Linked DNA regions of Homo sapiens: region 2 is linked to region 1. A link is a loop called in an ENCODE intact Hi-C map of the cell type or tissue named here. Cell type or tissue: endothelial cell of umbilical vein. All regions are shown on one strand. Links, peaks and the distances in the headings refer to the core of each region. The heading gives the core; the rest is flanking DNA.

What was found. A loop is a pair of places that touch in the nucleus more often than their neighbours do. Peaks named below come from ENCODE experiments on the same cell type or tissue, not always from the same donor. Only the 100,000 strongest peaks of a DNase experiment are listed, where the experiment ranks them.
Region 2: it touches region 1 in a loop (4-fold over the local background); 1 of 110 quality-filtered maps calls a loop at or near these places.

Annotation. Positions count from the first base shown.
Region 1 is chrX:10,480,572-10,484,972 of GRCh38, forward strand. It overlaps MID1 (midline 1), which reads right to left. Exons shown (of 10, transcript NM_000381.4): 5 at 1,909-2,057. Among named protein-coding and RNA genes, the nearest start is that of MID1, 140 kb to the right of the region's middle. In endothelial cell of umbilical vein, for the core only: no CTCF peak of the experiment used is centred there; DNase peaks (open chromatin) are centred at 1,940 and 2,710; H3K27ac peaks cover 2,683 bases.
Region 2 is chrX:10,552,457-10,556,857 of GRCh38, forward strand. All of the region lies in intron 2 of MID1 (midline 1), which reads right to left. Among named protein-coding and RNA genes, the nearest start is that of MID1, 66 kb to the right of the region's middle. In endothelial cell of umbilical vein, for the core only: no CTCF peak of the experiment used is centred there; a DNase peak (open chromatin) is centred at 2,505; H3K27ac peaks cover 1,691 bases.

The sequences.
Region 1 (4,401 bases), core at 274-4,273:
TGGAGTATTAGTGCTATTTGCAGTTTTTAACTTTAGGGTGAATATTGAGCAACTGGATATGGCCCAGGGAAAATAAACATTTGGAACCAAGGAATCAGGAGGAAAGAAATGGGCCTCTCAGAGTAAGGAGGAGAGCATCTTAAGTACATAACAGGGATGATAGCCAGCTGTTATCCATGCCTTTTAGAAGAGATAAGTATCTAATCAGCTACAAAAGGAATTTTCCTCAAATATAAGAAATAATACAGTCAAGCCGATTGGACAGTAGACCAGAGTTGTAAAAACACGATACATTACTCTTTAAGAAGAGTGAAAATGGAGATGTCAATCACTCCTCCTCTATGCGATATTTTGAGAATTAGCACAAGTTTCCGAAACAAGCAAGCACTCAATAAATGTTAGTTTCCTTTCTCTTTCTTTGAATAAATTTGAGTCATAAGATGGCGAGTATTTTTTTTCCTAGGCCAGGGGTTGGCAAAGTATGGTCTACTGCCTGTTTTTGTAATGGTTTTATTGGCACACAGCCACACCCATTTGTTTCTATATTATCTATGGCCGCTTTAGAGCTAGCTACAATGGCAGAGTTGAGTAGCTGTGACCAAGACCTTACAACCTGCAAAGCGGAAAAATATTTACTTGATGATCCTTTATAGAAAAAGTCTGCTGATCTCTGCTCTAGGATGAAGATCAGCATGCATGAGCTCTCTGGGGTCTTCTAGAGATAGGATTCTATTATTGCTTTGGATAAAGGGCAGTTGACTCTGAAAATTAGAATGAATGAAGTCAAGGCCATTAGCCTGAGTTAGAGATGTCATTTATGTGGCATTGGCTGTACCTGGCCCAGCCTAGTGCTTCTCTTTGTTTTTTCATTTATTTATTTTTTTTGGAGAAAGAGTCTCGCTCTGTTGCCCAGGCTGAAGTGCAGTGGCACGATCTCGGCTCACTGCAACCTCCGCCTCCCAGGTTCAAGCAATTCTCCTGCCTCAGCCTCCCAAGTAGCTGGGATTACAGGCGCCTGCCACCACGCCTAGCTAATTTTTGTATTTTTTTTTTTAGCAGGGACCAGGTTTCACCATGTTAGTCAGGCTGGTCTCGAACTCCTGACCTCAGGTGATCCACCCGCCTTGGCCTCCCAAAGTGCTGGGATTACAGGCGTGAGCCACCGTGCCCGGCTAGTGCTTTTCTTTGGATCCACTAGAATTGCTATAGGTGTTTGTGTCAGTGAAGATGAGCAATTTTTATACCAACCAAGTATGTGTGCCGAAAAAATACTTATCTTTGCCAGTTTTACTGCTGAGCCAACCATTCAGATAACATCACATTAAAGCTCCCTACCTGAGAATAAAGAGTATTTTAAAAGAAGCCCGTATGAGGTTGACAGTTTGGTCCTTTCTCTCCTGCGTGAGTTGGCCTTGACCTTTTCAGGTGAGGCCAAGCTCCTCAACCAAATGAAAATGGGCCTAACAGAGAACAACACCTGTGTGATTTTAAAAAAAAATAGATGAGCCCTGTGATGGAAGAAAATATTCCCTTTAATGTTTTTGCCTTCATTTTGACTCTTTGTTATCAAGTGTACGATAACATCACATCTGAGAGTCACAATAAATGCTGTTTTTGTGCCATCATAAGCTCCCCCCTCGTCCAAAAGCAGGTTGATTTTATTCTTTCTAACTGGTGGACTCTTGTTTCAAAGGCCTTGAACTCCAGACTCCAGGCTGTTACTGAAAGGGCTTTCACATGTCAAAAGGAAGCATCTTTAGCTGGAACAAAACAGCTCAAAGCCTCTATTCTCTCTGGTACTGAGCCTTGAAAATGAAAATAAAAGCAAGGCGAGGGCAAGACCAACCAATCACAGCGCAGATACAAGAGCCCAGCAGCCGAGAAATTCCCAGGGGCCCCTGCACTCACCTCTCGGTGATATTCTTAGCAGTCTGTAGGAAACGCGCATGATCATTCTCCTTCAGAGAGTGTTCCGCTTGGGAGATGAGTGATGCTGACCGCTCAATGCACTGTTTGCAGTTTGCAATCTGCTGAGCCAGTTTGCGAAGCCTCATCACCTTGAACAAAAGAGGCATGGAGAGAGATGGTTACATGGGTGGTCTTGCTTAATGAAAAGGCATCAGGCTGGATCCTTCATTTTGTTGTGTTATCCTTCCATAAAAGTTCAAAAAGTAGGCATAGAGATATATCAAAATATGGAAAGCTCCGTTATGGGACTCTGGTTTAGATATTCCTTATCTCATTGGAGAAGCATTGCTAATTCGTTTTACGAGGAAACACTGAATTGTGAATTGCTTCCCTGTTGATGGGAAAAAAAGGTGTTGCCCAGTGGCAACTTACAAAGGGTCACCAGACGTCTTCCCTGGACTATTCCACACAATGACTGCAAGACTGTAGGGAACCCTGGAACTTTCTCTATCTCAGGTTTATCTTCTTTTCATCAAGAAGATAAAACATCTTTATAGGTGGTGAATCTATGGTTTAAATGAAAACCATTTTCTAAAAAGTGTTTTTTGTAATTCATGTAATAAAATCGAGAATGGAAAGCATTAAGTGTTACTATTTCCCACACTACCTAAAACTCATGTGTTAAATTAACAGAAAGGGAGCATTTTTCCCATTGATTAATATTTTTCCTGTTGAGCAGATGAGAGAAAGCCAAAAAAAGCACAGCTGGGCCATTTCCCCTCACTGGGAACGTCATTTCCAGGCACTTTGTGCTTACTTGATAACTAGGAACTATTTTGATAAGCATTTCCCAGTTGGGATAAAAACGCATGATTGCTTCACAACCTCCATTCCAATTCCTGATTCTGTCTCGCTTGAAAATGTCCCTCAAACATAATTGACCATAACCTCCGGGGCAGGCCAAGATAAGTCCAAGGTAACCCACTTGACCGTTCGCTCTTGTGTTTGAAATGTGCTGTGAGATGAAGTCCTCTAGCCAGAAGCCAAGTTAAAATTAGACAGCTAATTGGAATTGCTGTGTGCCTACTGCCCCCAACCACACACCCAGGGACAGGTTTCAACCGGCTTTATGATAATTCTGGAATGGAAAATAGCCCTGGGTGAAAGGGTACGGAGGAGACCAGTCAATCTGTCTTACAGACAAGGCTGGCCCAAGGCTCTCTCCAGAATTCCTGCTAATTCCAAGAAATTCTTTCTTTCTCCAAGTCGTCATTACCATCCCTGTATAACTCTAATCTAAGAAAAGGAAGGAAAGAGATGTCAGAACTTGAGGCCTCTAAGGAACATCCAATTCCAAGTATGTACTATAAGCAAACAAAGGAAATTCATACTGAATTAGAAGCAGCAGGCACAAGATTTCAGGCAAGGGTGAAAAAAATTCCTGAAAGAGTCAGAGAATGAAGTGTCAAAACTTTAGGGCAAATAATATAGGATCGTGAGCCTGGTAAAAGACTTAATGCATTATAATTATAGTTACTGTCCCCAGTGGATTAATTGTATTCATTAGTGGAATAAAATAACACTTATTTTACACCAAATAGAATTTAGCCTCTGGCATCATTCTATCTGGAGGCAAAGCTAAGGAAGGCATCCAGTACGCGCAGGATATTAGAACATGTTCATAAGAAACTGTCAGAGGAAGGAAAATTCCAGAAGGAAAACTAATTTACAGTCCACAGGACAAACCAAGTGAATGGAATATTTAATCACACAGCATAAAGAATCATTTAAATTACATGGCCGAATTGCAGATGTTTAATACAATTCCAGCAAAAGAAAATAAGGTCAAAATATTCCTTTAGAATAACTTCATGACAACTACTTATCCTTTAGATATGCCTATTAAAGACCACACACATTTCAAATGCGATGATGCTTGAACTCCAGTTTCTTCTTTTCTTTTTCTATCATGATATTGAACATTAAAAGTGACATAACAGGAAAAAGAATAAAAGAGCCCTAAATCATGCAAAAATTAAAGCAAGACAAAATGAGAGTCGCCTGTGAAAATATCGGAATGTTCTACAGAGAACAATTTTGGGCATAATTTTAGTTATAGGTTAGTGTACAATTTCATCTGATACATCTGATTTGAGCTTTGCAAACCTAGTGTAAAAGAATCAGCTGGGCATCATTTTGAAAGAAAAACAGTAGATGTTTGGGTCTACGCTCCAATATTTGAGTTAAGGAGTTGTAATTCGCAGAGCAGGAGGAATTTCCATTTCAACAAGCAACAAATGTTTTTAAGCCTGCAGGTGATGAATCATTAGGACAGTCAGGACTAGCCTTTAAAAAACCAAATAGAAGAGGAGAAAAGCAAATAGCAGAGTGCATTCCTGGTAGAAAAGGCAAGTTGGGTTTTGTAAAACCTTTTGTGTGTGTGCATGCGTGCACGCTGTATTGTGATGTCATATATATTTCTTACTGCGGGTT
Region 2 (4,401 bases), core at 166-4,165, 72 kb after region 1:
TGCATATAACCTACCCATATCCTGCAATACTTTAAATCATCTCTAGGTTACTTATAATAATACAATAATTATTAATAATTAATAATACAATAAATAGTCGTTATACTTTTTTATTTGTGTTTTTATCTTTTTTAATTGTTTTTTTTTCAAATATTTTTGATTTACGATTGGTTGAATCCTCAGATGCAGAACCCACAAATATGGAGGGCCAACTGCATTGTCCATATAACTACAGAAAAGGCTTAAAATTTAGAATAACGGGGTAAAGATAGAGGCATTCAAGGAATAACAATAGTGATGGAAAGAGGAACCACTATCCTTTGTCCAGGGCTTCCTAGGGGACAAGCATTATGGAGTTATTACTGAATTATTACCTCTGTTTTACTGATGAGGAATTGAGGCTTGAAAAGTTAGTTTTGTTTTTTTTCCCTTAAGTTCGCACAATTCTAAAATGGCAACGCCAGGACACAAGTTGAAATCAGACTCTAAACCTGTCTCAGATCTGCTGAATCTTATAAATGGTGGCTCATGATGTAATCCCAGTACTTTTGGAGGCCTAGGCGGGCAGATCACCTGATGTCAGGAGTTCGAGATCAGCCTGGCCAACCTGGCGAAACCCCGTCTCTACTAAAAATACAAAAATTAGCCGGGCGTGGTGGCGCATGCCTGTAATCCCAGCTACTCGGGAGCCTGAGGCAGGAGAATTGCTTGAATGCAGGAGGTGGAGGTTGCAGTGAGCCGAGATCACGCCACTGGACTCCAGCCTGGGCTATGCAGCGAGACTCTATCTAAAAAAAAAAAAAGAAATAAAAAAAATATATATATATATGTATACACACACACATATATATACGTATGAACCCTGAGTGGCTTTGTGCACAACCATGTTTGAGATATCTTTGTTTTAGAAACCAATTTAAATCTACAATTCTGACTGATTAGCGATCCTAGAAAGAGGAATGGATAACAGATCAAAAAGTTTTATTATTGACTAACACATGGTGATCATTTTTATATGTATCCACGCTTTGGCATGAATAACTAAATATGAATATTAACTCGTTTTGGTCTCTTAAGAAATTTGAAATGTTGAACTCATAGACCAAGACTATAAATTTACATTTTTAGCCAGGGTAAGTAAATAATCACATTTCAAGTGATGAAATGATTTTAGGGATCATCAGAGATTCATTCATTTATGTTAACACTTAGGTACAGAGAAACTATTGAGTATTGGATAATTCAATATTGCTGTAAGTAAATAAAATGATTCCATATGGATTTCCATATTTCAACTTTGTATTTTTACTTCTTTATTTATATTAGAGTGGAAACTAGCTCATCCTCAATCATAGTCACCACTTCAAAGGGAACTTCTTTGCTCAGTCCAGGGAGCCTGTGTGTCAAAAGTGAAGGCAAAAATACTTGCTCTCTCCATACTCAAACTCTCTCTCTTTCTTTCTCGCTAATTTTTTAAGGGTGGTATGTTTGGACCATAGTTGTTTCTGCTTTAATCATAGGTGACGATTAGTCAAGGGCAAAATGGGGTCCCTGGGTCTGAGCTCCAAAACGTAGTCATCTGACTACAGTTATGCTTTTGAATTTTCCATGGCCTCATGTTCTGCATTGTTAAAGATGGTTCCTATTTACCCAGCTGCTCCCACCCACTAAATGCTAGGCTAGACACTTGGACCTATATTATCTCATTTAATCCTCCCAAGATCCCTAATGAGCAGGTATTATCATTCCCATATTTTTGCAGGAGATACGTGGTTGTTCCAAGGATCAAATAATACTTGAAAGTGCTTTGCAAACTGTCAATCTGGAGATTTACAAATGCTAGTTATTATTCTTGGTAATAGCTAGCTCTTGGTGTTTGATCAACAAACACCCTTGAACCACATCTCAAAACAACTTAAAGCAGCATCTTGACAGATTACTCCACCTTCCTGTACTACCACTCAGCCCTGACCTACGAGGCAGTTTTCTAGAGGTATGGAAGCAGCCCTATGGCCTTGCCTAATATGTTATCAGATGAACGTTTTATTGATACATAATATTTGTACATATTTATGGGGTACATGTGATATTTTGTTACATGCATAGAATCTGTAATGATCAAGTCAGGGTATTTAGAATGAAAGAGCTACTGGAACCAGTTAACAAGCTGGACACTATAAATAAGTGAGGCCCTTGTTTGCTGGGACCCTCTAGAGCTTAAATCAGCAATCCAGAGGCAAAAATAGCATCTCCCTCCAAGCTCCTTAAGTGAAGTGCATACGGCTTCCCCATGTCTCCTAGATCTTTCAGACTCACTCACACAGGCCATACTCAGTGTGTGAGTCTAAAAGCCTGCCCATTTCACTCTTCTTGGCTTTGAATCTGACCATGTCAACCAAGAGTGACTGAGCTCTAAACAGCTGTGTCAAGGGTCAAAGAAGGGGGAAATAAACACTCTACCAGGTCAGGATATTCATCCTAACACCTAAGTTGGTAAAAATTCCATAACAGATAAAGCAAACCCACCAGCTGGCTTGGTTAACACAATAGCACTTCCGCAAGTTTGCTCCCATAATATCTTCCTAGGGATGGATCCTTTCAGAGTGGAAATGACATAAACTGCTTGTGAGCCTGGATATTTATCTGACCTATTAGCCCTGTTCAGGAAGGAAATGGAGACCTCTGAGGAAAGCACGTGAGAAGGGCTAGCAGTCCAGCCCGCGAACAGTAGACCTTTCATAAGAAAGCATCCAGCCGGCTTTTTTCATGGATTGGAGTCTTCATATTTTGCCCTTACTTGCAATTCCAAATGACTGAACAGTGGAATTTGCAATTCCAAATGACTGAATGTCACTGTTCTCTGTAAATGTTGCTTTTTATTGAAATGTATTTTTACTTCAGCTTTTGGAATTAGGCAATTTCCAGATATCAACACCGAAGTCAGTGGTTTTTTATTATTATTCACATTAAAAATTATCTCATTGATTGAGCTCCATGGAGCTCTTTTCATATCCTGTCTATATATTCTTATTACATGTTATAATGAGCTCTAGACCATGGAAGCAACGACTTATCTTTGTTTTTCATTTCTGCATTCCCAGAATTTACTCAGTGTTTATCTCATAGTAGCTACATAAAATATTCCCTGAGTAAACAAATAAGGTTTTTTCTTTCTTTTTTTTTTAAAAGCAGGATCTGATAAAGCAGATAGGGAAAAGAATATTTATAAAGGCACAAAAGGAATAGAAGCTGCTCATGATTTCCATATTGTTTCAGTAATAAGAACCTAGTCTATCCCAATGTAAATAAAAATAAAAACCATATTTTCCGGATTTTCCCCCTCAATAAATAGCAAAAGAGATATAAGGGAGGAGGCAGACGATGATACCGCTATTCTAGGCACCCTGCACAACTGGCACAGAAGAGAGCACAGAGAACAAAACACCCCAGGGCCCCTACAGTGGAGGAGTTGGAAGCTGCCTTCTTGTACAGCTCCTTCACTTCAGCGCTTTCCTCCTCCTCCAGCCCCAGTCGATACCGAAGTTCCTTCCTCTTCCTATTCTAAGAGAGACAGCTGCTAACACACAGCCCAGGGCCAACTTGCTTCATCATTTACTCACATACCAAAGGCAACCCTACAAAAAAAAAAAAAGAAAGCTAGCCCCCTGAGCTCGTCTGACTAGTCTAGGCTTACTGTGTATCATGTCACCCATCTTTTCCTCATCTGTCTAGATGTGTATAAATGTGACAGCCATAGTATAAACCAATGCCAGCTTTTCTTTTCTTGGAAACAGCTGTAGGTGCTCTGATGGCACCTGTGGTGCTGATCCAATCAGATTAACCAGAAACATGAAAGAGCCGCTCCCCTCCACCCCTGCCACCCGCATCCCCAGACTTCAAATTGGGCCTTGTTTTTAAAGCCATTTCTTTCAATTCACCACTCACTGCTTCTTAAAAGTCCATTTCACTACTTAGCTTGGTTTAGAAAGGACAAATCAAAGTTTCCACCCAATTATAATTCCCTTGAGAGTTGTTCAAAGTTTCCCATGTCAGCCAGAAACACATATCAACCCTATAACCACTGAGTAATTTATGATACTGTCAAGAAATCCACCATTGGATTACACCAATGAAGGTTTTATTGTAACAGTAAATGCCCAGATAAAATAATACCTCGTGTACATCCAACACTTACTATGTGCCAGTCACCATGCTCGGCACTTTACAAGCATTTTCCTTTTTGATGCGACATGCAAAATGTGTTTTCCTTTGTCAGCTTAAAGTCCATACCTCATGGGTACGCAACAACGTTGTGTCATACCCAAAAGTCCAGAATATAAAGTGATTAAGTTTTAAATGGATTTTTACAATTGCATTTGTATCAGATTTTTCCAGAATGTT